Regions from separate parts of the Homo sapiens genome. Here region 1 is linked to region 2. Evidence: chromatin loops called from intact Hi-C (ENCODE). Cell type or tissue: GM12878. All regions are shown on one strand. Links, peaks and the distances in the headings refer to the core of each region. The heading gives the core; the rest is flanking DNA.

Region 1 (15,824 bases), core at 4,875-12,874, 290 kb after region 2:
CAGGCAGATGGAATAGGGCTTACAAAGAGGATTCTTGCTACTATGTGTTGCGAAACAGTACTGCTCAACAAGGCCCCACGTTGTACAACTCCAGGGGGCATTGTTCACATTGCTTCTGTGTGGACGCCATCCCGTCCCTAGAGTTGTACATCTTTATGGCATTGCAATTCAAGGCATGTTATCCCCTTGTGTTCCAGCCTATGTGTGTTCTGGGTTTTTGTTGGTTGGTTTGCTTGTATTTGGGGAGGGAGGGAAAAAGAAGAAATAAAGGTAGTGGGACAGAGGACTGGATGGGAAAGAGGAGCTGGCAGGAATGGTGGGAAGAATTCAGGGACAGTTGGGTGCGGCGGCTCATGCCTGTAATCCCAGCACTTTGTGGGGCTGAGGTGGGTGGATCACCTGAGGTCAAGAGTTCAAGACAAGCCTGACCAACATGGCGAAACCCGTCTCTACTAAAAATACAAAATTGGCCAGGCATGGTGGCACATGCCTGTAATCCTAGCTACTCAGGAGGCTGAGGCAGGAGAATCTCTTGAACCCTAGAGGTGGAGGTTGCAGTGAGCCGAGATTGCGCTACTGCACTCCAGCCTGGGCAACAAGAGCGAAACTCCGTCTCAAACAAACAAACAAACCAACAACAACAACAAAAAGAATTCAGGGGCACCAGAAGAATCCCTGCTGAAAATTCTTATATACTTTTCACCTTTTGAATTTTTACATGTTGCAAGCAGCTATTTAGATAAATAAAGATCATTTAGAGGGCAACTAGGCCAACACCTACATAATCAGTCTCAGTTTGGTGGGGCTTGAAATGAAGAAAAGAAACATTTTGCAGTGTTCTTAGGTATGGTCCCCAGACTAGCAGCATCAACAACCTGGGAGTGTGTTAGAAATGCAAATTTTCAAGCCCCACCCCAAGCCTACCTGATCTGAAATCTAAGGGTGGGGCCCAGTTATCTGTGTTTTAACAAGCCCTATAGGTGACTCTGATGCATGCTTAAATGTGAGAACTACTGCTGTTTAGAATGAGCATGGAAAAATCAGGAGAAATGGCCTACAGGGCAAAGCTTGAGATTTCTGATTAGGAATAGGTTACATACTGATTTGGGGTACCTGAGGGATAGAATCTGGACATGGGGAACATGCAAGAGTAGAACCGGGCTAATCAGCGGATCTTCCAGAAGCTCTAAGGGTGAATGCAGTGCCAAAGAAAACAACCTTGGCCCTTGGACAGGAATAAGCCTGGATGGGAGTGCCAGGACTTGTTTTAAAAATGCAAATCTTGGTGCCCCCATTTAAACTAGAGTAGAATCTGCCAGTTCAACCCTTTGTCTTCTCATCTATCTCTGGAAGCAGGACAAGAAGAAGAAATCTGAACGGAAAGGAAACATTCTTATTTGTATGTTTGAAAATCTGGACCTTTCTGGAAATTGTCCTGAGCCAATGTCAAGAAGCTCCCACTCTTAAAAGATAGTCCTAGTTATTTATAAACCATCCGCTTACATTTCTGATGTCATTTATAGAAAAATACTGATTAATACCACATAAATTTGTTGCATCCTTTGCATTCTGACTGATGTGAGTGTGGAAATACAGAAGGTAATACATACACATTAGAAACAGACAAATATAAGTGAGTGAATTCAACTTCAACTTCAACAAGAGACTCCAGAGAGGTCTAGTTAGTCCAAAACCACTTTGTGGAATTCAGTTTGAGGCTGGATAAGCCTTGCAAATAGCACTAGACAAGAGTGGATATTATTAGGTTGGCAAAAACCGCAATTATTTTTGCACCAACCTAATAGAATATGGTCAGAGAAAAGCAAAGGATGAGCCAATATAACTTCTATTATAAAAAAGTAATTGAAAAATAAAACTTTTATGATGATTGATATTAGATGCATAGTACAATAAAATTACACACCAAAGTAAAAAATAACAAGGATGGAGATATTAAGTAGATGACAAATCCAATGCTCCAAAAACAAAACAATTTAAAATACATTTATTTCTATGTAAAACGATACCCAGAGAAGTGCTACACACTGGTTCTGTCCCACAGTAGAGACATGGCAAATCCCTGGCATTCTCGCTATTCCTGCCTATTTCCAGCCTGGGTCAGACATCACTATCAGCACTGCACTCCTCCCTGCTGAGCCCAGACTAAGCCTCAGAGTTCTCAACAGAAACAGCCATCAGCCATTACCAATCGATTAGAGCTGCTATTTTGCCATCTATGACTCTCTGGAATGGGCTGTGGCTGGTGAACTGGTCCTGCTCCCAGCTCTGCCTCTCATCACTTTGCCACTAGAAGCCTCTTCCATACAATGTCCCAAAGTGTGCCTGTTCTTATTAGTACTCGCTATTATAATTCCAGAACAGACCAAGAAGTAACTCTGTGAAACGTGTTTTCTTTTCGTCTCCTTTTCAGTATTACATATACATAAACACAGTTCCAATTTCCACAAATGTGGGGAAAATCAATGTTTCTAAAACTACAAAAAAAACTAAGAAATTATGAAAATGAATGGCATATATATAGATCATATAAATGTATCCTAAAATGTGAGGTATTTAAAAGTGGTCCAAGTTCTTTTTTACATTAAAAAAGCTAAATTAAAAAAAAATTGTGTGCTCACTTCAGCAGCACATATACTAAAAAAAATCATTGATAATGTGTTTTTAATGTATAATTTTAAAAAATCAGTCTCTGAATTTATGAGTATTATTGCTTATTGTCAAAGATAAGTACAAATAAAGTAACACTGTAATTAGCTTAGAGGAAAATATCAAATAAGTAATGGTGCAGGCAGGAAATATCTTGAAGGTGGCATGTGACCGAAGTCTGAGAAAAACTGTTACATAAACGTGTATTCATGTAGTGAGTCTCACCTAATTTCACTGCTGATTTACTACATCATCAGAAGCGTGTGGCAACTGCCCAACAACACACCACTAACATCTCCAACTGCCCCCTAATTAAATGTGAAGTTACGCTTGTCCTCTAGCAATTGTCTAACACTAAAATTTTATGATTTAAAAACAACTTACTCATGACCTTAGTTAAGATTCAAGAGGTAGAAAAGCCTAGCCCTTTGTCTGACCTACAATCGATAATTAACATGGTTATGTCCTCAGTCACAACTAACTAGTATCACCCCCAATTAACTTCCAAGATAGTTTTTTAATTAGCACTAACAATGCAAACTACTAAAAAAACAACAGCACAGGGTGGCATGGTAATAGGACTGCTTCTAAGAGTATTAATTTACTCTGACAACTGACAAGAAAAAAATTCTAAGGAAAACAAAAATTCCACTCTATTTTATCTTTGCCACTTATAATATGGTCTCACCTTAAAGGGCTAATTTATTTCACGTGTTTAGAGAAGCCATTTTTACTATCCCATATCCAAATGATATTGATCTTTTTTCTGTTTTAGAATAATACCAGGTTTCCATTTGTCAGAAGCATTCGTCATTGAGTGGTGAATTACATTGCAAGAGATGTCATAAGCTGCAGTTCGTCACCACCTGCCATGTTAAATAAACCTCAGAGGTAAGCACTAGGTTATAGGGCAAGTAAACAAGGCTTTTTTCCCCTTTTTCCTTAAACCATGCACTAAGTTGTACAAATAAATGCTAGCCTAGGTTTTCCATTTAGTACTAGGTTAAAAACAATGAGAGATAATGGAAATCAATAAAAACATCACATAAGTTACTGAATTACAAAAAAAAAAAACAGCTAAAAGCTGTATTTCAGCTAAACAGTAAGAATTCTTTCTTTTCAGAAAAACTGATTGCAAAAATAAAATGTCTAGGATTCTAAATATGGTTAATCTCATTGTAAAACATCCACGTAAATCTGTGAGATAGTGATTGTGGGTCCTTCTCCTTCCCTGACATTCCTTTCTTTTATTTATCCCAGATGAACTCCTTCGCTTCCCCCTCTCTCCTTCAGCTCTGTAAGAGTCCAGTCTATAGTTTTGGGGCCCCAAGCTCAGGCATTGAAACAAATTTAAAAGAAATCATAATGCATTGCAGTTGCAGGGCTGGGGGTGGGGGAGCGCTGGTCGCAGAGTTAGAAACTACAAGACAAAAAGCAATAAACTTAAAATGGTGAAATTTCAGGGCAGTAGTGGGGGAAGGGTGAACACTGGTAGATGAGGTTGCAGAATGAATTCACATGATTCAGAAATGCTTCTTGGCCACACAGGCCTGGAAAAAGAAAAACATGCCTTCTACCTTGGATATATCATGAATACACACTTGATGGCAGACATATCGCAATATACGATAACACTAACTTGTGTGGAGGGCAATGAGGTGTGTAGACCATGGAACATTAAACATGGAGAAGAAGAGAAGGGCAAAACTGATGGAAATTATAACTATAGTTATATACAGCATATATATAATAAAAATTATATAGTATATGTTATATAAATTATATATAATAAAAATTATATTATATTATATAAACTATATATAATAAAAATTATATTATATTATATAAATTATATATAATAAAAATTATATATTATATAAATTATATTATGTAAATGATATATTATATAAATTATATATTATATTATATAAATTATATAAAGTACATATAATATAATTTATAAATTATAATATATAAGTTATATATAATATAAATTATATTTAATATATTTAATACATTAAATATTTAATATATTTAATTATATATAATATAAATTATATATAATATAAATATATAATATATAATATAAATATAAATATATAATATATTTAATATATTTAATTATATAAAATATAAATTATATATAATATACTTATATAATTAAATATATAATATATTTAATTATATAAAATATAAATTATATATAATATATAATTAAATAATTATATAATATATTTAATTACATATAATATAAATTATATATAATATATTTATAATTTATATTATATAAAATTTATTTATATATTTATATATTTATAATTTATGTTATATAAAATTTATTTATATATTTATAATTTATAATTTATATATTTATACATTTATATATTTATAATTTATTTATAATTTTATATAAATATAAATATATTATATGTATATTTACCTAAATTATATATATTATATATTTGTATTTATATAAATTATATATAATAACTATATAATTATTATATATAATTTATAATTTATACATTTATATATTTATAATTTATTTATAATTTATATTATATATAATTATATAATATTAATTATATAATAATAATTATATATAATTTATATATTTAAATATATATATAATTTCAATTCCATTTTACAGATTACAAATATTAGGTTTTCTACAGGGAGGTTTTACCGTGTTCAGGTTCACCCAGATGACAAGTCCCAGCCTTTTCCCATTTTACTACAATTAGTTTTTCCAAAGATTCATAAGTAGATCCAACAAATGTGGTAAATACATTTTGGATCATCAAATTCCATTTGATAACCAAAGATGGCCAGATTTAGCATTTAAACCAAAAAGAAACAACCACTCTGTGAATTCCACCCAAAGGGATTATGAAGAATAGTTTATAAGCTGTCCCAGGTATTGATTTTCATTTAGAAAGCTTGTTTTTACACATCAATAGCATTATTATAAACTTGTTTTAACACCAATCTATACTTAAGGTGTCTCACATAACAACAAAGAAAAAAAAATCTATTTACCGCATTAGAACATTGAGGACTTCAGCATTTGCATATCTCCTAAGACTTAGAAACCAAATGGGTTAACAATCAAACTGAAGAAGTACTGGTGAAATGCATTCTAAATGAACACTCACTCATCTCAACACTGAGACTAAGGGCTGTTTCTACCGGTTCTCCATTTCATTGTCAGATACATGGTAGGCAGTAAATTCTCCTTATGAATTGGCTGACAAGAGAGTTCAGTGAACTAACATCAAATACTAAAATTTTTAAGACCCTAATTTGCAATTTGTAAAACCAGAAGTAACAATAAGTCCTTTAGAAATCAAAAGGGGATGTTGGCCTCAGAATGCCTTATGTTCAAGACTCGCTAGCTATTTTCTTGACAGAATTCTGTGTGACAGACACCACAACTACACATCTGATGGGTCAGAGCACTCTCTATTTCTTTTATAACTTTTTTAAACAATGAGGCCGGGCACGGTGGCTTACGCCTGTAATCCCTGAACTTTGGGAGGCCGAGGTGGGCGGACCATGAGGTCAGGAGATCGAGACCATCCTGGCTAACACGTGAAACCCCATCTCTACCAAAAATACAAAAAATTAGCTGGGCGTGGTGGCAGGCGCCTGTAGTCCCAGCTACTCGGTAGGCTGAGACAGGAGAATGGCGTGAACCCAGGAGGCGGAGTTTGCAGTGAGCCGAGATCACACCACTGCACTCCAACCTGGGCGACAGAGAGAGACTCCTGTCTCAAACATAAATAAATAAATAAAAAATTAAAAACACAATGAATACATCTTGCTCTTTAAGGTCACAACTTTATGGGAGACAGGAACCTTTCACACTTTATGGAAAGGTCAAAGCTATCCTAAAAATGGCCTTTGAACCCAATACATTTTTGACTCAGAGGTTCAGTTTATCTGCATTTTATCATTTCATTATAAAATAAGATGACCAGGCCCTTTTTTTTCTGGTCTATTATTTATTAGATATGAGTAAAGAAGCTTGCTTTTACTGAAAGTCTGACACATACCACTGTATACTGTGTCTTCTCCTTGTAAAAAGCATATTCAATTTCTCCCTCTTTTCTTAAAAATAGAAGTAGTTTTTGGCTCTGTTCTTTCTTGCTCCCTGTCTCTCTCCACATCTTTAAAAAACAGAACTGTTTCCTTTTCCCTGTCTTAAAGAAATATGCAATGAGTATACTTTCTATTGTTTTAGGAGAATGTCATGTTCCTTTAAAAAGGATGATTTTAGATATTGAACCTTTTACTTCCCTCTTTGTGAATACTTATGATTTTTAAAAACCACTTTCAGGTGAGCAACTTACAGTATAAAAACTAATGCATGTATACATATAAAATATGAAAAAAATATATTTCCACTGATGATATATGATGATAGAAATATCACAAATACTGTACAACTCAGCTAAATAAAGATTATAAAAGTAAGCAAGAAAATTTTTTAATCAATACTAATGTGAGTTGCTAATGAGATATGTGGGTTGCTTTTGATGGAAGGCAGTACTGGGATTAGTACTTAAATATTAATAAGTTGTTCCCTGCATAAGGTCAACTAAGGAAGAAAGCAAGTTCAGAAAACGTAAACACAATCCAAAATCTCAACTTCAAATATAAACTGAAAATATAATATTCAAGACCTCGTTCTCAGCATAGATGTTAACACTTCAAATACATCAGAACACAATTTTAATAACAGATCTAAGCTGTATTTCCTTTGAACTATTAGATGGCAACATTATACCCACATTCTTTACACTTGACCATGAACTCCAACTCATGTAATTAAACAGCATCAGGCCTATGTGAGACATGCTCAGCAAGGGGTGGGAACCAGGAAGCCGAATTTCCACTTTCCTTTGTCTGTATTTTACAAAATCATGCAAATTCCATGCACAATTAGTTAGAATTAGAGCTGTAATCTGATAGCTTGATGACAGAGCAAAATTAACTTGAAACAAAGAAAAATAGTAATTTGTGAAAATCATGCCCACTGGTAAGTTACAGTCACAGGGGAGGGCAGGATGGTATGGGAGAGGCCTCTTGGGATCAGGAATGCATTTCCAAGCAAACCTTATTTCCCCACAACAGCTATTTTAAGTGATGAGTAATAAGCTCTGGAAAAAAAAAAAAAAAATGGAGAAGCTGCCCTGAAGGGGAGGGAGGACACTTTATCCTCTGTCATGGAAAAACACGGGAGGAAAGATGGGGGAAGATAAGAGACACTGAGTGATGGAGGCAGGGACACAGGGTAACTCATGACACATGGCTTCCTTCCTTTCAGGAAAGCCAAAGGGGTTATCTTTTAAGCATGGAGGATTGTCAGAGTTTCATGAGCTTGAAAAATACAGGAATAGTTTGAAACAGCTGCAACGGAGAAGTGGGTTGCTGGGTTACTTTATTCACATTATCTGGGTTCATTTTGTCCAGTCTCTGGGGCCAGTGATGCCCTCGGAGTCCTACAGCAGTGCCTCCAAAGCTTAATAGGGATAACAAATATGTGGTACAGGTGCCACCACTCCTCTCTTACTTCATGACTATGACAGACATTATTAATCAAGCACAGCATCCTTTCTCACTTAGCTGATACGGAGCCTCAGAATACTTCTCAATAGAGTGCTCTGAGAAGCCATTACTCATTGATCAAAGGAGGTGCTTGAGATGGGATCTAGTCACCATGCTTGAGTAAAACACAAGTCTTGCTGTGTACTTGGCTTACTCATAACCAGCTTCCTGCATTTACATCCATGGCCAGTTACCTACTTGATACCCCAGTTCTGTAAGAACTGGATTTTTTGTTCCTCAGCTTCACTAGTGTTATGTATGGGGATCTGATACCTACTCACAAACTTCTAAACAGAAACCATACATTCAGGGCTGGCCTATTCATGAACACTACACACCACTGCAGTAAACCATGGCTCTAACCCTCAATCCCCCAATCCATTTCCTCAAGACTCATTCCCAACTGACTGACTGAGGCAAGAGAGAAATCTGATGTTTGTTGGTAGTGAGTGGGCTGCCTTGGTTCTCTACATATTAAGCTCAGTACTGAAAGAAGATACACTTGAAGTATCTCCCCCTTCTAATTCTAAATTTGCAATTCCCTAGTGATTTTGCATAAAAAGCCAGATCCCATAGGCCAGTAAGTCCTCAACCAACCAAGCAACAAAGAAGCCTTTTAACGACTCCTAAGTTTGAAGATTGTCACAGCAGGTCATCCTGACCTCAAGTCTTTTCACTAAAACATTCTCCCTAAAACAAGCCCTGCAACATCTCAGAGGCCCAGGAAATAACTCTAAGAATGTCAGAGGCCTACTCTCCCAAAGTTTCATGTATTCTCTTCAATGGAGACCCTGAAGTCCAAGATGCAGTCCAGGAATAAGCTTGAAACTAGGATATTATTTCCCTGAAGTTTCTGTGCACCAAGCTTGAATCTCCCTCTGAAGCAACAAACCTAACAAAACAAAATAATACCTAATGTGGGCTTGCCTATGTCTCTAGTTCTTGCCGGTTCATTGGTGAGACCAGGTCCTTGTCCTTACAGAGGTTATTCTTACTTTGATAAAATATTCTAGAATTCCTATGTTTACGTCCTGCCAAGTCCCATGACACCATAGATTTAATTGTTTCTTCTCAATCCTGCTATTCTAATTTGGTCATTCCCTTAGACCCAGGCAAGACTTCCACGTCCCACAATAGAAGAGATCTGTGGAAGAGTCATCTCTCTTGAACCTGAGATGTATAATGTGGTCCCTAATGAACAACCAGTGTCTGCAAGACAGCATGAGTCTGAAAACCCCAGGATGAACCATTCTAGTAGCCTAGAATGATATAACTCAGCCAGTATGGCACACATCCTAGAAGCCATCTGCCTTAATCAGACCCTGTCTCTTCAACCTGGCCCCACGTTTTCAAGAATTAGATTTTTCAGAAGTTAAAACACTAGCAGCCAGTATGTCTCTTACTGCCAAGTGATCAGCTGAGGTGACAGCATAGACAACCCTAGAGATGGTCAAGAAGGGACAATAAGTGCACACATAGTCTAAAAAAAATATTGTATTTGCCCTGACATGCACTTGAGCTGAAATCACAACTTGACCACAGACTAACTCGGTGATGTTCATCAAGTTTTTTGGTTTCTTTGAGCTTCAGTTAAACAAAGATGAAGTGGAAATAATAATAAAAATATAATAGGGTTGATGTACAGCTTAGAGATAAGATACATTAAGTGCTGGTCAAATGACAGACACTCTCAACAATGATGCCCATTATATCAGTCTTGTGCCAAAGTGCAAAATTAAAATATAAACATCTTTGAAGCACAATGCTTGTCACATAGCAGGCACTCAAACATATGGAAAGAAAACCATGAATGCGTCAATGAGCCAGTTCATGTTTGCTTCCATGAGTATGAGAATATTTTCCAAAAGGAGCCTAATTCACCAGGCAATCAGATTGGACAAGCGTCTGCATTACTTTTTATTAACTGTTAGCTTGATGTTTCAATTGGAACAAGTAGTGACCTGAAATCACATTATAAACTATGTCTGAAAATCCATCAAATCCACTTAAACTGTGATTTTTGACCTGCAAGTCACATTTGAACATTTATAGGCAATTTAATACTAAAACCCTGCCTCTGAAGGGGAGAATTTGTTCTTCAGAAAGATAAAGCTTTGCAATTGCTAAAATAACACACTTATTTTAAAGATGAATTTCTTACACTAAATGATAATGTATCATTCCTATGCTGAACTTTAGAGTTAAACATTTCAAACTTAGATATACGAAGATTATTTTTAAAAGTCAATTCCCTTTTTAGGTCACTTGCATTTTTGTTCTACAAAGAAAAAAAATCTTTCTGAAACTAAAGTGAACATTTTGGTCTTGGTTAAATGTATGGCTGGGGGCAGAGAAAAGCCAAATCGCTAAAGCATAATTCTGATGGTTGTACTTATTGCTGAGTGGATATCGAAGTGAAAAGTGTACATATTTTCCAAAAATAACTGACTATTAACCTTTCATTTCAGAATATCTCAGAATGGAGGAGAGAACACTTCCCCACCTGAATAGTTCTATCTACTCATATACGTGTAAGGACAATACTGATTATACACACAATTTGCTTTGTGATAATGTCAACCTGTTTTGCAGGCTCCTAAAAGGCAGGGATGCTCCATTGGCATGATTATAATTTGATTCAGATGATCCAGGCTTCAAACCCTAGTTTTGTTACTTAGCGAAAGTCCTGTATTAGGCTAGGCACTTGACATAGCCTTTGTCTCCTAAAATTTTCCTTAGGTACGTTACTCATTGTCTTCTGTCTGCCACCTACCCTGTTTCTGCCCCACCACTGATTCTCTGTAATTCTTTACCCTGCTCTTGGCCCAGGGAGGCCTATTTTAGAGCTTGCAGTACCACAGGTTTGGTAGACAGAGGGCACCAGCAAAAGACCAGAAGACAGATGGGTCTGTGTTGGCATTAGAACGGCTGGAAACAGTTAGAGTTGCTGTATGAGCATCTTTGCCACCTCACTTCTCAGGCCATAGACTCCTAGGAAAGATAAAAGGAAATGTTGCAGGTGAAGAACTCAGCAGTGGTCTGTCACAATCAGTAAGTGATAGATGCCACCCACTGTTAAAGCCAAAATAAGCAAATGGTATTTGATGAGGGTCCACAGCTAGTTAAGGATTTGATTAGAATATGAGTCACCAAGGTGAAGGCAGCTGTTTCAGTTAAGTGTGAAGAAATGAAAATATTTGGTTCACAGCCATTCCCCACTCCCATCAAGTATTTGTGCATGGCCTGCTTAGCTTACCCAAAACCCTCCTCTGACAAAATCCAGGGAAGAGGATTCTCTCCTGAAAAGGAGCCAGAGTGAAATAAAATCTCCACTCCTCAAAGGAGCTGCAATCAGCTGGTGGGGGCACAGAGGATGTGATACTTGCTCTGTGCCAAAGGAAGGCAGAATTGAGGCAGCTGATGACAGTCCTCTGATGCCTTGGAGGGGAAATACTTGCTCTGGAGCAGGCGAGGGAGCTGCTCCTTGAAAGTTAAGGATGTGAAAAACAAGATAGAAAGTTTTTGTGAGTTGTTGAATGGTAGATGTAAGCAAATACAGGACTTCCTATTTTTGTTGTACTTGATAAACACTGGGCCAGCATTGAGCTACCAGGATCGTGGCTGTAGAAGCATTGCCCAAGGTTGAAGGATGTAATCCCACATCTGATCCTTCACTCTGATCCATGACCAAACTGCAGTCCTCACCTGCCCCAAGAAATAGTCTGGAGTCTGAATGCCTTAGGTCAGTGGTCATTCTGCAGTTTTAGGGCCAGCAGCATTAGCATTCCCTGGGAGCTTGCTAGAAATGCAAAATCCAGATTTCCTGAGTCAGAACTCTGCAGGGTGGGGGGTAGGCCATCTGTGTTTTAATAAGCCCTCTAGGTGACTCTGATGCACACTCAAATTTGAGCCCCACTGTCTTAGCACAAATGCCTTAGCACCAATATTATTACTATTAGTTACCATGTGTTTACCACTTATTATGAACCAATCATCTTGCTAAAGCCTTTACTTGAATTATCACATTTATTCTTTACAACACCCTTGTGAGGTAGGTACTGCTGGTGCCCCCGTGTATGGAAGGTAAACTGAGGCTCAGCTAGTTTGCAGAGCATACACAAGGGCCTGTGGCCAATGCCGGAGTCAGAAATGGAATCATGCTGGTCTTCCCAATGTTCTGAATCACTTCACTTTGCTGTTCTGCCTCTATAACAAAGCCAGAAACATTGTTATAGAGCAAAATGCACTTTTCAAAGACGTACATTTGTTAAAAGATGTGAGCCTTTTCTGTAAGACAACTTTGACTGTCCCCAGCTTGCTCGGCGAATCTGTGAGCTGTCCTAACAGGAAACTCATCCAGCTCTAAGATATGCCGTATTCTCAGAGAAGCACAAAGGGATATTTGGGAGATAAGAAATGGGCTGAGCCAAGGATCCGACAGCCAGGTATCCGGCCATCTGGAAGGGATCAAACTTAAACAGGTTTGGAGTTGCCCAAATAAATGTCCTTTGTGTCTCCACCAAAATATATATGTGTATGTGTTGTACATGCACACATACACCTCACATGCATAGCAAAATACACATTGTCCATACTTTCATCAGCCATTGGGGGAGAATACAAAATTGAATCTACTTCTTCCCTCCACAAAAAATAAATCACGTGGAATGAAAGTGAATTAAAAGAAATAAACTTTAAAAAGGCATATCTATGAATTCCTACTTGGAGTGTGCTAGGTGCCTGCCACTAGGAAGCACCTGTGTTCTTTTCTCTAAACTGATAAACTAATGTCTATTTTTACCTGGAGGAAAAGAAAATCAACAGATGCTGACCTTACAATAATTATTGCTTATTCTCATATTTTTATTTCAGCATACAAAACATCTCAACATAAAGTGAAAAAATCCTGCATCAAAAATTATATGCTATCATATTTATGCAACACCAAGCAGAGTAAAAGTAAAAAAAAGAAAGAAAAAGGCTCATATATATCTATATTTACTTTTATCTGCAATTAATTAACCTGATAATGCCCCTTGTATTTTATTTAAATACAACATATTGGAAAAATTTTAAGTGTAATTTTTTCTGATATATATCATCTTCTTTAAAATCCATATATTATTGGTATTTAGATACAGATATGTGATAGAACTAGATAGATAGTGATCAACAAAAAATATTCTAAAGAAACATACTTTGAGAATTTGCTTACTTGGAAAAAGATTAATTTGCATTTATTCCACAACATTCACTGAGTTTCCAGTTTATACAATTTTTTTTTTTTTGAGACAGAGTTTTGTTCTTGTCACCCAGGCTGGAGTGCAATGGCACAATCTTGGCTCGCTGCAACCTCCACCTCCTGGGCTCAAGCAGTTCTCGTGCCTCAGCCTCCCCAGTAGCTGGGATTACAGGCACTCGCCAATATGCCCGGCTAATTTTAGTAGAGACAGGGTTTCACCATGTTGGCCAGGCTGGTGTCGAACTCTTGACCTCAGGTGATCCACCCACCTCGGCCTCCCAAAGTGCTAGGATTACAGGCATAAGCCACTTCACACAGCCTGCATTATATGAAATTCTTACTAAAATGCAGATAAATTTCATCAACAATAATTAGAGTATCAATAACAAGTGAGGCCACCATAAAACTCTATGTGAGTATACAAAAATACCCAAATAGTGAGCTACTAAGTTTATTTTCTCATTTTATTTTCTCACCCTCCTTTAAGGGATCATTCCATGCAAGTACTTTGCTATCACAGGACAGTCACATGCTTGCTTTTGTCTCCCGCAGTTCATTCCCCCAAGCTCTTTAAAAGCATTCGGTTCTTCTTACACATCTCCATATACCCAGGAGTTCCTAGAAAACAGCTTTGCAATTGGTAATCCTTTAATAAATAAGACTAAGGTGATGTTATTTAGCAAGGAAGGTACCCAAATGTAAAGGCTGCAAGGTCCAAGAAGATGATACAATGAAGTGGGCTGGCTGGTGAAGTGGACAATCACACCCTTACTAAGGTGACAGCCACTTGTAACCTTGACGCCCCTGTCTTCAGTCCAGAATGCTGGTCCAGTGTTTCCTGACTTGATTTCTCAAAGGAAAAGTTGGCCAGGCATGGTGGCTCATACCTGAAATCCCAGCAGCACTTTGGGAGGCCAAGACGGGCAGATTATTTGAGGTCAGGAGTTCAGGACCAGCCTGGCAAATATGATGAAAACCCAGCTCTATTAAATCCCAGCTACTTGGGAGGCTGAGGCAGGAGAATCGCTTGAACCTGGGAGGCAGAGGTTGCAGTGAGCCAAGATCAGGCCCACTGCACTCCAGCCTGGGCAGTAGAGCGAGACTCAGTCTCCAAAAAAAAGAAAAAAAAAAGAAAGAAAGAAAAGAAAAGTAGCCATTAGGACTTCAAAGAGAAATCTTCCAATTTTTAAACGCTGGCCACAAATACTAAACTTTTCTTTAAATCATGGTTTAGTAGGCTGGATTTGTGCAGGAAAACCAAGTCACTTGAAGAGACACCAGAAATAGCAAGTTGAATGCAGGAATTGGCGTTTCCACAAATGATAGGTGAGCCAGAGTGGATAAAGGACAGAAAAGTCATGGTGGAAGTTGTGGGACGGGCAGGCAGAAGGGTGAGAAGGCAGACCCAGAAACCTCATCCTAGAGCAACACCAGACTGGTGGTTCTCAGTGGCTTATGGGCAAGGTGTCCTGGAAATTCCCTGGAAAGATCCCACCAGTGATTACTGTCTGCAGCAGTGAAGTGAGTGGTTCTCAAGCCACCAGGAATCCCACATCTGCCCACACATTCAGCTGCAACAGACTCCACTTCTCTTCTGCCTCCCAGATCCTGTACGCATTCCCTTCACTGGGAATCTGGAATCAGAACTATTAAGAAAAGAGGACTCTGGGGTATGTGCTTCTTGGTTTCTCCTTTTCATTGCATCCCAGAGATGGGATGATGTCAAATTGACAGCAGACAAGCCTAGTACTGACAGTACCGGATGAGAAAAGTTATCATTGGGGATAATTCCACTTTCAAGGCACAGTATACAATTTCCAATTTAGAGAATGACTGCAGAAAGCATTTGAACAATTTCATCTTCTTACATGAAGAAAGGAGAATGCAATGTGTTGAAGATACTGTCCCAGGTAACACATACAATCTTTGATAAGAATTCAATGAACATTTCACTGGGTTGCACGCCCAGTTTTCCTTTCTTCACTCTCCTTGCCTTCCCCAGCCCTCCTCTCCCTTCCTTTCTTCTTCCTGCTCCTTCTTCTTCTTCCTCTTCCACTTTCTCATTCTTCTTTATATTTTAACATCACAAAAATACCTTCTCAGGAGTTAGGGGTAAGGAGAGCAGGTGTAAATAAAGGGATAGCACAAAAGTGTTTTGGGGAATGATAAAACTGTTCTATATTCTGATTGTGATAGTGACTAATTACAGAAATGTATACGACTGTTAAAATTCATAGGGAAGAGCACCGGAAGGTCAGATTTTACCATATGATAGTAAAATTACTGAATGGTGATAACCTTAAGA
Region 2 (15,824 bases), core at 2,738-10,737:
TGACAGCCTTCCCCTGGTATCCCTGCTGTCCAGGTACAAAAACCATCACTTATGCATGAAATTAGCAGATTTTGCTTTGGTGTTGCTATTAGATGAGTAATAATATGATCACCTTACTATGGCTAGTGTACTTTTTCTCTAATATTTATAGCACTGACAAGATTTCTTAAGTCTCATTAACCAGCAAAATAGTACATCAAGCCCTGATTTTTAGCATTTGTTGGTTTCTGCCATGTAAATAGCCCCAACATGGAAAATTTTATACTATCTATATGATGTCACTGAACATAGAATTGGAAAGGATGCAAAGAAATTCACCATTATATACTATTTCCACCATATAAATATAATAGACATAAATAAACCAAAGGGCATAGGTAATAGTAAAATATAGTAATTAGGAATTGCTGTGTATTGAGTACTTATTATCTTCATATTTAATATAACTTATTAAATTGTGAGTTTATAAAATTTAATTTTTAATAAAGCCTGTGTTTTAATAATCAGCTCACAAAATTTTCTTTCTTTTTTTTGTTTTTGAGATGGAGTCTCGCTCTGTCGCCCAGGCTGGAGTGCAGTGGCGTAATCTTGGCTCACTGCAAGCTCCATCTCCCAGATTCACGCCATTCTCCTGCCTCAGCCTCCCCAGTAGCTGGGACTACAGGCACCCGCCACTACGCCCCGCTAATTTTCTTTTTTTTTTTTGTATTTTTAGTAGAGACAGGGTTTCACCGTGTTAGCCAGGATGGTCTCGATCTCCTGACCTCGTGATTTGCCCGCCTCGGCCTCCCAAAGTGCTGGGATTACAGGCGTGAGCCACCGTGCCCGGCCAGCTCACAGAATTCTTGACATTTTAACAATCAGTTCTCATAAACCACTACAAGTTGGCCCCACTGCATATTTATTTAAGATCCACATATATTGACCTGTGTGTGTGTGTATGTGTGTGTGTTATTCCTGCAAATGAGCCAGATAACCAAGAAAAATGAGGACTGTTTCCTTCGATTCTACTGTGTGCATGTAGATCAAAATGACTCTGCTCTGACCAGTAAATACAGAATACTCAGCCTATTACCCTTTTCATCACTTGAAGCAAGGTATTTTGCCTCAGTTCTTATTTTCCTAGAGCTGTTAAATTTTAAACCATATCCAAGAGAGAATACATAACTGTCAAATACATTGGGCATTGGAGCAGGATCATGCTCAGTTTAAGAATCCCAGTTCGTGCTGTGATGCACCACCCAGACTCTGTGCAGGACAGTGCCCCAGCTTCAAGGGATGTTGCCAGAAGACAGCCCTCAGCTGTCAGCCCTCTCCAGAAATTACCCTTGACTGAGAGGAGCTACTTATTCCAAGATCACATTCGTTCCTGGGTGCAGCCTGCATTAATAACTGGTTGTCTCAGAATGTACAGGTCTAGACTCCTCACACCAACTTGGAACCATTTTGAAACAATCATCTCAGCTTTAGAGCTCCCAGTAGGGTCACCAGATGCTCCATAAACATTGCATCATCACGTGACTTCTCCCTCTGCCCAATTCTGTTTCCTTCTTCCCTTCTGCAGATATTGATTGCAAAAACATTTCCATATTAGCGTCCTGCACATTAACCTCCATCCCAGAGTGGTTCCTGAGAAAGACAACCTGAAAACTTGGCAAAGTAGCTGTGAAATAATAAAACCTGTAAGCAAATATTTTTAATTTAAAAACCAAAATGCATGTGCTATGAATTTCTAATTTTTACATTTTTAAAAATATACTACTAGATCCTGTTTCTTGGTCATTTATTAGATACCACAAATATGAACTAAATAAATGTTTTCTTACGATAGCTTAAAAATTATTAAATCTACTCCTAAACATTTAAAGAATACCAATGCTTCACAAACTCTCTCAAAAAATAGAAGAAGAGATAACACTTCTGAAGTTATTCTATAACACCAAAAACAAAGACATCACAATAAAGGCAAACTGAAGACCAGTATCTCTTATGAATATAGATGCAGAAATTCTCAAACACTTATTATATAAAAAATAATCCAACAGCATATAAAAATGATTATGAATTACATGACACAACTAAATGGGATTTATCTCAGGAATGTATGGCTGGTTTAACACTTGAAAAACAATTAATGTAATATGCCATAACAATATGAGAAGAATAAACCTAGCTTTTCATTTTCTTTTATGATTTTGACAGTTGTGAAGAGTATTAATTACCTATTTTGTTGAATGTCCCTCTTTGGAGGTCCGCCTATAGTTTCTCATGATTAGACTATGGTTATGACTGGACTGTGGCTATGGCAAGAATACCATAGCAGTGATGTAGTGTCTTTCTTGATCCATTATACCAAGAGGTTCATAATGTTGACATATCTCATTACTGATTATCTTAATCTTGATCACTTGATTATGGTGGTATCTGCTGGGTTTCTCCACTACAAAGTCAGTGTCTGTTCTTTCATATTTAATACATGCCTTGGAGAATCTAATTGCATTTTGTTGAAGGAAAAAAAATAAAGCCTGAACCTAATGGAGAATTGGTTCTATTGTGAGCAACAGAACATGTCACCTATTCCTTATTCATGCTTCTGACCACAATTTCTATGAGTCCTTGTTTCCCTAGGGTAGCCAAATAGCCCAAGGAATTTAAAGTATTTAGCATAGATTTGAGCTATTCCTTTTTTTTTTTTTTTTTTTGAGAGAAATACCCTAAATATCTATTTTTTTACATTGAAAAACATCAAATGCTTGAGAAGCTGTTTCTGGATTTTCATTGTTTTGAAGACTTTATGTAGTGGTATGTTTCACTTGTTCTGCAAGACAGCGTCCTGATTGATTCACCATACTGCCCAATAAAACATGATCTTCAGTAATACAGGCCTGGTTACATAGTTGTCTGTTTGTATGGATGTATGTTAACTGAGGGTTATATTATTACTATTTCATAGAATTGCCACTTGCTGGATCTCTACTCAGTTCTATCACCTTCTTAGCTTTTTAAAGATTCAGAAATCACAAAAATAAGAAAAAAATGCAATGGTAATGAGATAATTGCCCAAGAATGTAATAATAATGAATGTCACAGCATCTAGAAATGATGTGAAACCATCTATTAACAATAATGAAAACTGCTATCAGTAGAATGTAAGCTCCACAAGGGCAGCTATATCTCAAGTACTTTGACCAGTGATTGAAACATAATAGTTGCTTAAAACATATCTGTCAGGTAAATTATTTTTAATAAGCTATGTAATCTACTGAGAACTTTACAAATATTCCTTCTTTATAGCCTCACAATAATCCTAGGAAGTACATACTGTTATAATCTATCATTCTCTTTTATATATTTAAACATTTAAGTTTGCTTTGTTACGGAAAATTTCAAACATACACAAACAGAGAGAATAGTATAATGAATGCCTGCATACTCACTGCATTAATCAGCTCTGGATGCCATACAAAATACCATAGGCCAGGAGGCTTAAACAACAGGAATTTATTATTTCTCACAGTTCTGGAGGTTGGAAAGAACAAGAACAAGGTTCTGGACAATTCTGTTCCCCTGTGAGGGCTCTCTTCCTGTCTTTCAGAAGGCTGCCTTCTAGCTGTATCCTTGAGAAGCCAAGAGTCAGGGGAAGCAAGGCCTCTGGTGTCTCTTATTATCACAGCAGTAATTCCATCTTCAGGGCCCCATCCTTATCAACTCATTTAAGTCTAATCACCTCCCAAAGGTCCCATCTCTATATACCATCACATTGGGGGTTAGAGATTTAATGTATGAATTTTGATGGGACACAATTCAGTCCATACATAGAACCTGCCCATCACCCAGTTAAAATGATTAGTTACTGATATATGTTATCCCATTTTCCTTTTTCTTCTTCTTCTTTTCTTTTTAGACTGGGTATCTGGGTCTCACTCTGTCACTGAGGCTGTAGTGCAGTGGTGCGATCATAACTAACTCGTGGGCTCAAATGATCCTTCTGTCTCAGCCTCCTGAGTAGCTGGGACTCTAGGTGTGCACCACCACACCTAGCTGTCATCCCATCTTATAAAAAGTGTAATATGCTTGCTGTATTATTTGAGAATATTCAATTCTTCTATAGAAGAAAATAAAAACAAATGGGATATATAACTCGTGTTAAGTGTTGATAATAACTAAGCGAGCAGATTTTGAGATATAGGCAGGATTCATAGAATTGTGTTAAATGCAGTACTAAGTAACCTCTAAGACATGCTATATGATAAAAAGGATGGAACAAACAAGACTGTCATTTCAAAATGGAAAAGAATGGTAAGAACAGGTCAGAAGCATGAATCATGTCACCTCTAGAGTGACAGCAATGTTATCCTCAAATTATCCTCCCATTGGTGATACTCATTATAGTCTCATTTGGCCTTACATCTTCTCTGACAGAAATGGAGGTAAACCCCCCTGCTGTTCACCAATGAACTGATGAGATACCGGCCAGGCCCACTTGCCCCTGTCTTTCTGATAGAGCAAGTGTGTGTAGTGGGCCCCAGGCACTCACCATCTGCCATGCTCCCTTGTTCAAACCTCAACTATGGTCCTCATAACCACATCACCATTGAGAGGGTAGAGATGGTAAAGAGAGCATTCAAACACAGCATAACCAGAAAATGAGGTTCTTCCACACATTTGTCACCTAGTCTAAGTGTGTTAACCTATTTCTTTCTTTCTCCTGGCTTCTTTCTCCTTGAGTCAATGTGAGTCATGCCTCTTAATTTGGTCTATAAGCTTTTCTGTTGTGCATCCTCCGGGATAGCTTACCTGCTAGTATACTGGGAGCAGGGAAATTTTCAGAACATGGGCTCAGAAGAGATGGAGAGACTGCACTAAAGTTACTCGTATGGGCTGAAATCTAGGTGTTTAATATACTGCTGAACTTAATTCATAATTATAAATTCAAACTATACCACTTTGATAAGACATCCAGGAAAGCAAATATTTCACTTTGCACAGTTTTGAAGGGTATGTGTTTGTGTGTGTATAAAATAAACAAACAAAAATAGCTAAAGTGCAGCTTGAACCCAATCTGTGACATGTTTTCCATTAAAAAAAATCCTCTTTGCAACTCCATTGAATTGTACATAAACAAGTCAAGAAAGCTTTCTTTCCACTGACAGATTTGTTTTTATTTTAAATTTTTTATTGTTTTTACTTGTTCTTTCTCCTTTGGTTTCTGAGTTCAACACCTTAAGAATAGCTTAGATTCCATACATTGCAATTGCTCTCCAAAAAAAAAAAAAAAAATCTGAACATTTGCAAGAAAAAATGTTTGGTTTAAAGCCATTGCCTTTGCTCTATACTATTAACCCTCTAGATATATGCCAAAATTGCCCAATTGTTCAAACCTAATGTCAGGCTTGGGACTCTGTGGTCCGTGTCTTCAATTGACTATTTCCTCATGATACAGTGATCTAATAACTGCCGCTCAGGTCAGGGAAAAATAAAGCACTCAAGATGAAAGCTTGCATTGCAAATCTCTTTACTGTTTCTATACAAATTTCACTGTAATATACTCTCTTTGACAGTGTGCTAGGCCAGTATTTCCTCTGGAAGACACTGTTGTAGAAACCAATAATGATTTTCCTGAGAATGTTCCCTAGCCTGATAAAAGAACAGAAAATAATTATGTTGACAAATCCAGCCAAATTGAGATGTTTTATACTTTCATTTTAAACATAGTTTTCTTGGTCTTGCTAGTAGACTTACATCTGCAGAATATACAAGTGACTAAAAATAATTCTTTCAAATTGTAGATGAAATAAAGCAAAAAGTTTCAGACACTCTTACAAAAAGAATTGATCACGGTCCTAAAGTAAGATTTTTGAAGGAAATATATGACAATATATTTCCCAAATCATTGAAAGAACACATAATTTGAAAGAAACTTTATATTAGAATAAAATCAAAGGTAGACTCCTGCTTAAATTGCTCACCTCTAATATGTGTCTTCTGATTGATGGACAACTTTACATGCATTCAACCTTGGGTGGCCAACTCTTCCGTAATTTGCATGATGAATCAAAGGTTAGGATTATGAGATCTTGAAAAAACTTTAACTAAGGTGACACAACACGTGATATTGTTTTTCTATTAGCTAAGCATTACATTCACTTTCATAAGACCATGTATTCTATAGGATATAAGGCCAGTCACATCAATTACCATTTTTATGACATCTATATCACACTATGCTTAAAGAAGCAGATAATTTGGATGCCTAACTTTAAGAATAAAAATCTTTGAGCAACCTGTGTTTAGCATATTCAATGTAGCTTTGCTCTATTAGAAACTCTGTTTAACTTAAACCAATGCTCTCAATTCTATCAGGCTCAGCAAACCCTTTTATAACAAATATTTTGTAAAGTCCCCTTGCTATGCAGAAATGACATTTATCAATATTAACACTCATCTGCACACATGAAACAGGCATCAGTGCCCCACCCATATCTGCCCAGTTCTCATCATTCTAGCACATGCCCATCCACAGCATCTTCTAGCAAATACCCTTGCTGTCACTCTCTGCCTGAGCTTTTTCCTTCTGCCTGCCCAAGCGGGCAGATAAGAAATGCTGGGAAGTTAATGACCCAGGAGCAGTCCTCAGCCAGCTGATGAAGGGGGAAAGATAAAAAAAAAAAATAGTCCAGCTTTTCTCCTCCCTCAGATGGGACCACTTCTAGGCATGTTCTACATGGTTGCTGAGAGCTCCCCAGCAAGACAGAGCCCCACTTGTCCACACTGCCAACTTATAACACTCCCACTCCTCCTGGCTGCTTTTTCTTCCCTTCCTCACATCCCCACTCCTCTGCGCTGTTCCCTGTCATCACCTCCTATAGAAAGCACGTGCACACAACACCTTGGCTCAGGGTCTGTTCCCAAGGGAAGCCAAATGAAAACAACACATCAATTTAAAAAAAATCAATAGAGTGCCATAAGTGTGATATGAAAATGATTTAAAATGAAAGTATTTATAGTAAAATTCTATTTTCAACATGTAAAGACAAGGGCATGAATACACTAGAACACGCAATGAAGAAGGAAGATGTTTGCTTCACTACGTAGAATCACTACAAAAAAAATTCTCTAAATGTGGACTCAACCAGGTGTGAAAAACTCTCCTGCTGCTTGGGCATGGCCATCTGTAGCATAATTTTCTCAGGCACTCTTGGTAAAGTTCTAAGCAAACTAAGTACAAGCTTCCTTTAATTTTCATGATAGTCCAGGATACAGTGAAAAAGAGAGAGAGGCTTTGTTTTGATGTATCTTGGTGTTTATAAACAGGTTTTCACTTATATGACTGTCTGGCAAAACGTTAAAACATTGTGTGGGAGGAGGGACAGTTTTCCCATGTGGGCTTGGCCAGACCACATGTCACAACATCCCTGTCCCTGCCCACAAAATGCTTGTGGCACTCCCTAGTTGTTGTCACTGCCCAAAACCACCCTCACAAAATGGTCCCTAGAGGGCAGTGCTACACCCACTGAGAACCACTGGTTTAGACAAAAAAAGGCACATAATAATGGAGGAAAGAAAAAGGAACTTCACAGTGGCTTAGGCCACTAGATTTAGACTACCTCAGTTTAAATCCCACCTCAACTTTTTGTTCAAGGTAAGACCTTAATTCACTTGAGCTAAGACCAGTAGTGTTACAGGTCCAACCTACAGATGGCAGGTTAGTGTAATAGCCCACAGAATGCATGGAGTTACGGTCGTCAACATAATGCTTAGCTAGTGGAGAAACAGAATCACGATATGCATCACCTTGGTTTTGGCTCATATCCTTGGATGAGGAATTGAGCCACAGGGAAGGCAGTTTCCTTCTGGTGCATATTCCTCATCTCTAAGATGGAAGAAATCACATTTTCTAACTCAGGATTGTTTTGAGAATTAATGACTAAAACACAGTGCCTGGCACCAAGTGGGAGTTCAGAAACATTTGCTATTCTTATTACTATATTTCATGGCTCAATGATTGATCTCATTCACCCCTCTAACTCAAATCATCTCTCTGGTGTGGCCACCAGAAGACACAAATTGTGCAGGATCTGTCAATGTGGGTTTGGTTGTATAACTATCTGTTTCCAAGGCACAGCCTGTGAATTTACTATCATTCCATGCCCGCCCTCCTCCTCGACTCTGCTGCCTGTCCTGTCACTTGTCACTCCCAGTAACAATAACCTGTGTACCTCTGTGCCCTCTGAGGAGATCTTACGAAACGTGAATGTAGGGGAAAAGAAGAAAGGAAAAGTCTTGAGTTAGCTTTTTCCCACACTGGCTAAATCAAAGTAACAGTGGCAGCAAGTTAGAGAATTTGAAAAATAAATGAGATGATGTATAGGAATACACTGCTGTAAACTGTAGAGTGATGCACAAATGCAAAAGTGCCTTTGTTCTTGTTACTTATTAATAGTATTGTTAGTCACACAGCTGTTAGAAACCCAACCAGGGAAGACATAGAGACTTGGTATTACCCTTTATAAATGAGAAAATGAGACAGGTGAGAACCAAGACTAGATATTGCCTAAAAGGAAACTGGAAAAGATCAAATTGACAGCCCTGTAGAAGAGGGTTCTTGGAGATGAAGAGTTGTCTGGGAAATGGTGACATCAAGTTAGGCAGAGGAGCAGAGGTACCAAATGAAAGGGTCAGCTTTTTAAGGCTGCAGACGTGTTCTTGAATAGAGAACTGCATTGATTGATGTGGCCTGTAATGGAAACTCAGATAATGAAATAAAACCAACATTTAAGAATTTCAGGCTGAGAACTCATTGCCATGGCAACCCTCTCAGAAGGGAACTTGTATAAGAAAATAAGATTCACTTGACTACGCCTTAAAATGAAAACCTACACTACAGTGGAACAACTAAATGCAGAATTCCAAAATTGCTTGATTGCCACAATGCCTAGAGGTAGTACTGAATTTGCAGGCCCATCATCTTTCCCATTGGAAGCTCTTGCTTCTCAAGATCTATGACTCAAGGAAGGAACATCAGTTAGCTCTGAGGGATCCCTATTGAAGTTGGGTGGTTCCTACTAACAAAAATTTACAATGTTTTTTCATTCAAAAAAATCATCTAGCATGATGCTTGTGGAAATCACAGGTAGCATACACCACTTAAACAAACATACAAGTTTTAGTCTGCCCATAATCACATAAAATCACTAAATTCCTATGTCAATTAGTATTTATTTTCATGGGAAAATAATTTTTAACCTAAGTAAAATCTGGCTTATATGCAGATTATGTTTTTTTCAAAATAAAACATCTACTCTATTACACGTTGTCATTCAAAGAATGTCAGACAGGGTGCATTGTATTTCATCAGTGAAAATAGTTTTCTCAAATACCTAATATGATTGACAAATATAAATCTATGCCTTTTAACTGGTGCTAGAAGAAGAAATTGCTGTGATACTTTTTGTATGACATGGATTAGTTTTTTAAAAATGAACATGATGTTAAAAGAAGGGAAACAGAAGTCAGGATAAACACATAAAAATCATTACAAAATATTTCTGTGCTCACAAACAAAAAGAATAAAGACAGCATGATATATAAGAAAATATCTATGTATCCTCTCCATCAGTGCGTGGTGATATTGGATACAAAATTAGGCATTTTCATTTTCCAGCCCTGGCTCAATAGAAATTTTTCTTTCTTGTCTTCACCCCTACGCTCACCCCGAGATTTCACCAAGATTTTCACCAATATACACGATTTCTGTTAGTATGTTTTAGATATATATAGCCAAGGATATCATGTATATGTGTAGTTTTCATTGTTTCAGGATATACTGTTGTTCTAGAAATCAACATAATTTAGATGCTTGATTTCACTGGTCTGACTATGCATTCCTCAGGTCATATGCATTAGACTTCTGGGATTCAACCTGGGTCTTTTTTCTTTTTTGACAGCTATATCTTTGTCTTTCCCAAGGTTTTACAGAGAAAATCTGTAGGCTCCCTGGTCTTCTTTTAAAGTTTTCTTTTATTCCCACTCCAATTTCCAGTTTGTACTGCTAATTATCCTCTTCATGGTGCCTTAAATTTTGCCTATCTTGCAATCAACAATCTCAAGGTTGTCAAGAATATATATATATAGGCCGGGCGCGGTGGCTCACGCTTGTAATCCCAGCACTTTGGGAGGCCGAGGCGGGCGGATCACGAGGTCAGGAGATCGAGACCATCCTGGCTAACACGGTGAAACCCCGTCTCTACTAAAAATACAAAAAAATTAGCCGGGCGTGGTAGCGGGCGCCTGTAGTCCCAGCTACTCGGGAGGCTGAGGCAGGAGAATGGCGTGAACCTGGGAGGCGGAGCTTGCAGTGAGCCGAGATTGCGCCACTGCACTCCCACCTGGGCCACAGAGCGAGACTCCGTCTCAAAAAAAAAAAAAAAAAAAAAAAAAAAAAAAAAAAAAGAATATATATATATATATATATATATATAAATAAATATATATAAAAATAAATTTTTTGGATCCAAGGGTAACTCATGGTTAAATAAAAATAACTGACTTTAATATTTGGAATAAGGAATAATATTTGGAAGAAATAAACTTGCACAGACTAGGTCTAGGAGGCATGAAAGATTGGTCATATTTTTTCAATTGAAACGATTTACGGTAAGATTAGAAGGAGAATCAGGATTAAAATCTTACATTTAAATATTTCCTGATATTAAGCACTAAATCATCATTCATAAAAGAAATGCCATCGTAAAATGAGCCATTTGATTTGTTGATTAATTTATCTTTTTCCTTTACCACCTAAAGCAAATGTGGATAGGTATGAAAAAACAGCTGTTACAAACAATGCATGGAGAACAGAAATGTAATGAATTTTTTCCCCTAAGTTAATAAAATATATAGTATTTTTTCATGGTAAAAATTTTTATCCACAACACATCTTACGCCCAAATCAGTATCTTATTTCTAAATAATTATGTATGACTATAACATTTCCCTCTCTACTATTCAAGAATGATCTCCTCTTAGCAAAACTGAGAGGTAGGTGAAATTTATTTATACCCTACTCTTTTTTCTGTTTTTCTCCATCTCCTTTCAGACCTTTCTCCAATTCTCCTCCCCCAGGCTAAGGTGCTCAGTACTTTTATCATACTCTAATTTATCCTGTCAACATGAAAAGTAATTTGATAAATTTCTTCATATTAATGTATTAGAAAATTAATTATCTACTGATCTTATGAGTATCTGCATTTTAAAGGAAATTTGCAGAGAAAGAACAATGCCTTAACATCCTAAATTACTCATTAATTATGGAATTTCATGCATCTCTGGGAAGATATTTAAAAGTGATAAGAGAACTACAGAGTATTCTCAAATCACACAGTGGACATGATGATCTTGTCCATTTATTTGTCTAGGTGGTCATAAGATGGAGTCACATTTTGTTAGAAAACAACCACTAGATCCTCTCTTTGTCACGGAAGTTACCTGATAACGTCAGGGTACACAGTAGGTCTTATTCATATTTATTAAATAAATTATCATACTACTTGTCTTACATCCATTAAAAATATTTGAAGAATCTATTCTTTTGGTAAAATAAGAATAAGAATATATATGTTGGATCCTGTGCTGTGATCCTAAAGCCTTTGGTTTAACCTTAGCAGAAAAGTGGTGCCTATCAAATATTTAATTTATTCCTGGACATTTCCCTGTTGTTTAAAAACATCAAGAAATTACATGGTAAATGTCTAGAGTTCTGGTGTTCAGAATAGATATCAAAGAAATAAGTGATATTTCCTTAAATTGCCAAATCATGAGGTGTGAAAACATCTTATATTTGAAGTAACATTGTCAAATACTTTTCAGAGAATTCCATTCCTCCAATTATCTTATACACATTATCCCGACTGATCCCTATAACAACAGCCACATGAGTTGGACAGGTCTGCAATAACAGTAGTAATTTACTGATTCTTTATAAGTGGAAACCAAAGTTACAAAATGTTGACATTACTTGTCCACAGTCACACAGTAATAAGTGGCAAAGCAAACACTAAGCCACTCTGATAAAAGGATTTATGAGAAATTCTTTTTGACATGTATATAAATGAGTTCAAGTTAAGTTTATTTTTCATCCTAATAACCAGGCTTTTTATATCAACCATGTCTACCATCTATTGTGATAAGTTGACAAAATACAAGCCTATACTATAAAACATGTATCCAGTCATAATCATGTTTCTGAAAGTTTTCTATTTCCCTCTACATAATCAGAATGTGATGAGATTAGCATTATTATTTATTTAATGGTGATCAAGAACATGACACACCATATAAAGAAGAGAGCCCCATTTACTCCAAAAAAAGGAAGAAAGGAAGAAAGGAAGGAAGGGAAGGAGGGAGAAAGAAAAGAAAAATATTTTTCTTTTTTATGTGTAAAAGAGACAAGACATTTGATGGCAACTGTAGTCTACCATGCAAAACATGATGATCAATTTCGTTGGACATTTCTTCCCACATTTTGTGTATTTTCTATCTCCATTTTTATTTACTAATATTGGGATGAATTCAGTTCAGCCTTACCTGCTAATTTCATTCAAGTAATATGTAATTGGCCCTTCAAAATAATCATCAAAGATGTTAAGGTAGATCTAATTCCTATCAAAGAATGACTAGAGTATTACAGGAGCATTACTTCAGCCCATCTGCATGCCATCTGTTAAAAAGTTAACTTAGCCCATAATTCTTCCATTGCTTACCTAATGGTAGCAAATAGAGTAACACGATTGTTTTAAGATAATTACAGTTAGAGATTCCTTTCTCTATTAAAAGGTTGAATGTTATTTTTATACTGTTTCTAACAAACTTCTTACTTCTTACTTTTTCTTGGCTTTTAAAAACAAGTCATTAGAGATGCCAGTGATTCCACTAGCAAATTCTCTTCAGGCCTCAAAATCCATATTTTCCAAGTTGGAAACTTCTCTACATATCCATTTTCCAAGCACTTCAGTCTTTTGCTTTTTTAAATCAATAAGCCATATTGACAAAATTTTAATTATTCCCTAAATGTGCATACCTGTTTTGATTTTTCTTATTTTCCTATAGAGAACAAAATTAACCAACTGGTCTTGTGGTATACTTTGCTCCATTCTCTTTGAACTTCAGCTTTCACCTCTAAGAGAGAATAGGATCTTATGTATTGAGCCATTTGCGAACAAAATTTTAGAAAATCAAAGAGAGAAATAAAATATCCAGCTCTGTTAATAATTATCCAAAGATTAAAAAGGGCTATATAATTAGGTCATGAAAAGTTTCCTTATTTCAAGCAGAATCACCAATGTTGCATTGAAAAATGCACTTCATAATTACAATCATGCACAAAAAGCATAACAACCATCCAGGGTTACCTAAATGTATCTGCTTCTCAAAATTTCTTCATGCAAATAATAAAACCACTACCTCTGTGAACTATCAAGCAATGCTGATCTATTCAGTCTGCTATGAAATCAAGCATTTAACTATTTTTTCTGCCCCACAATTTCAGCAAGGCTATAATCTATATGGGGGAGGGGGAACAACCAAGGGATTCCAGCCAAATTAACTTATTATTAGATATTTACAGTGTGTTTTTCTATAGTTTGATTTTCTTGGTGTAATTGAGATGTAATAAAGGTAGAACATGTTGCAAAAGAAAAGCAGGTGAGTAAATACCTCCAAATCCAGCTAGAAGAGAATTCCTTTCATCTCAGCCTACTGGTAAGGAAATAGATTAGATCCACATTTTCTGAACTCCCTTTGTCTACTGATAAAACTTAGAAGAGCTGTGGTATACCCAGCTACCACCTACAGAATATTAGTTTAATAAGAGTAAAATAAATCTAAAAGAATAACAACATTCAGGTTAAAATACATACGCAGAGTAATTTCCTGCAGATAAATCATGTCTGACACTAGCATGAGAATGCATGCACACATTCATGCATGTACATAGAGATTAAACATGGCTCCAGAATGCACAAGCATACAACCAATATATATTAAATGTGCGCTATCATAACAAACTCAGCACTTGCTATTTTCCTTCTTTAAATCTGCTGGCCACTACCATAATATTTACTTTCTCCAAAAGAAAGTAAGTGGCAAAATAAAGAGGAAAAAGTAGATAAGATAAATCCAGTTCTGAGGTTTTATAGTTTTAAATTCTGAAACATCATGAAAAATTTAGCAAATATTTATAGCACATCAAAGATTAGAGTCATGATAACCAAATCGGCTACTAAGATCCTTAAACTTAGTTCTCAAAAGTTTGGAAATGGTTTCCTACCTCTCTTTAGACAAGACAGATTACTAAAGCATAAAGGTTGAAAAAGAGTGAGAAATAAAAAACATAAAATTACTTACAACTGATCGGATGTTATTTTCTTTCACGAGCTTCAGAGATGATTTATAGCAATTTGCAAGGTCTTCCTTGTGGGAACCATTAATATGGCCCCTGGCTATTGGCCCTACAGTATGGATGACATCTGTAAATACAAAAGGAAGGAAAAAGAGGATAAGCGAGGTATTTTTCACTTTTTTTACATAATTAATACTTTATTTATTTTAGGTATTTGTGTTAGAGCCTGGAGACAAGCAAGCTAAGCAATACATTGGCGACGCAAATATTTCTCTGGTAGAAGATCTTAAGTAGCACAACCTCCTAAAGTAGGCAATTTCCCAGGAAAATGATAATTGTGAAAAGGAATCCCCAACAAGTGAATTGTTTCATAGTTTTTGGTCAGATTCAAGTGACACAGATTATAGTATAAGACGTGCATAATTGGCTCCCTGGAAAAAGACAAATCCTTGGCGGGAAATAAACTGGGGAAATAAACTGAGGAGTAATTGCCTGCAAAAGGAACATCTGGATTGGCACGGGAAGAGCCAGTGCTAGCCTAGCTTACTTCTAAGACAACCTTCAGGCATTGTACACAATAAAGAAGAGCAAGTTTCTGAAAAAAAATACCAAGAGAATTTTTAATAATCATTAATAACCTTGAGAAGAATAATTGCAAAACATTCCTGCCAATTTTGAAGTATAGCCTACCAATCCTCACCTACATAAGGTATGCTAATAGTTCATACCTATTTTAATAGGTTAATAGTTAATTATCTATTTTATTGTATTATTAAAACATTCAAACATTTTAATGCAATCTATACTGTTCAACTCCTATTTATGTTGAAAAATACAAAACTTGATATTTTTTATACACAACAAGCCATTGTGCTATTCTTTTAATCTCTACACACACGTAAACTTTTAATTTTAGGAATGTAGTGAAAGGGGACTGTCCTCATTTTAAGAAAGAGCAGAAGAAAAACCCCACGTTTTAATCAAATTTACTTGAAAATGCCTTGTAAGTCTTGCTTCCCAGTCTTATCGGTGAACTGAATTATTAGTCCCTTTCATTGGTGTAAATCATAACAACTAATCAACTTTCATCACAAAGACAAATTCAGTCTAATGTAATTGGAGTATTATAACGAAATTATTTGTGTTGACTAATCGTTACCACTCAATTCCAACAAGAATGACAGAAGAATAAGAGTATACAAAAATAAGAATATGGTACAGTTTAAAAAATGCATATGGCATTTCAATAGCAGCAAATAAGTCACTAAAAGAAAAATCTCGCCAGGTGCAGTGGACCACGCCTGTAATCCCAGCACTTTGGGAGGCTGAGGTGGGCGGATCATGAGGTTAGGAAATCGAGACCATCCTGGCCAACATGATGAAATCCCATCTCTACTAAAAATACAAAAATTAGCCAGGCGTGGTG

Evidence for each region. A loop is a pair of places that touch in the nucleus more often than their neighbours do. Peaks named below come from ENCODE experiments on the same cell type or tissue, not always from the same donor. Only the 100,000 strongest peaks of a DNase experiment are listed, where the experiment ranks them.
Region 1: it touches region 2 in a loop (2.0-fold over the local background); 3 of 110 quality-filtered maps call a loop at or near these places.

Annotation. Positions count from the first base shown.
Region 1 is chr20:14,943,941-14,959,764 of GRCh38, reverse strand. The region is part of intron 5 of MACROD2 (mono-ADP ribosylhydrolase 2); the gene reads right to left. Among named protein-coding and RNA genes, the nearest start is that of MACROD2-AS1, 22 kb to the right of the region's middle. In GM12878, for the core only: a CTCF peak has its summit at 11,144; a DNase peak (open chromatin) is centred at 8,458.
Region 2 is chr20:15,228,641-15,244,464 of GRCh38, reverse strand. MACROD2 (mono-ADP ribosylhydrolase 2) reads right to left here. Exons shown (of 18, transcript NM_001351661.2): 6 at 14,404-14,525. Among named protein-coding and RNA genes, the nearest start is that of MACROD2-AS1, 310 kb to the right of the region's middle. In GM12878, for the core only: a CTCF peak has its summit at 7,490 (motif pointing right); a DNase peak (open chromatin) is centred at 7,504.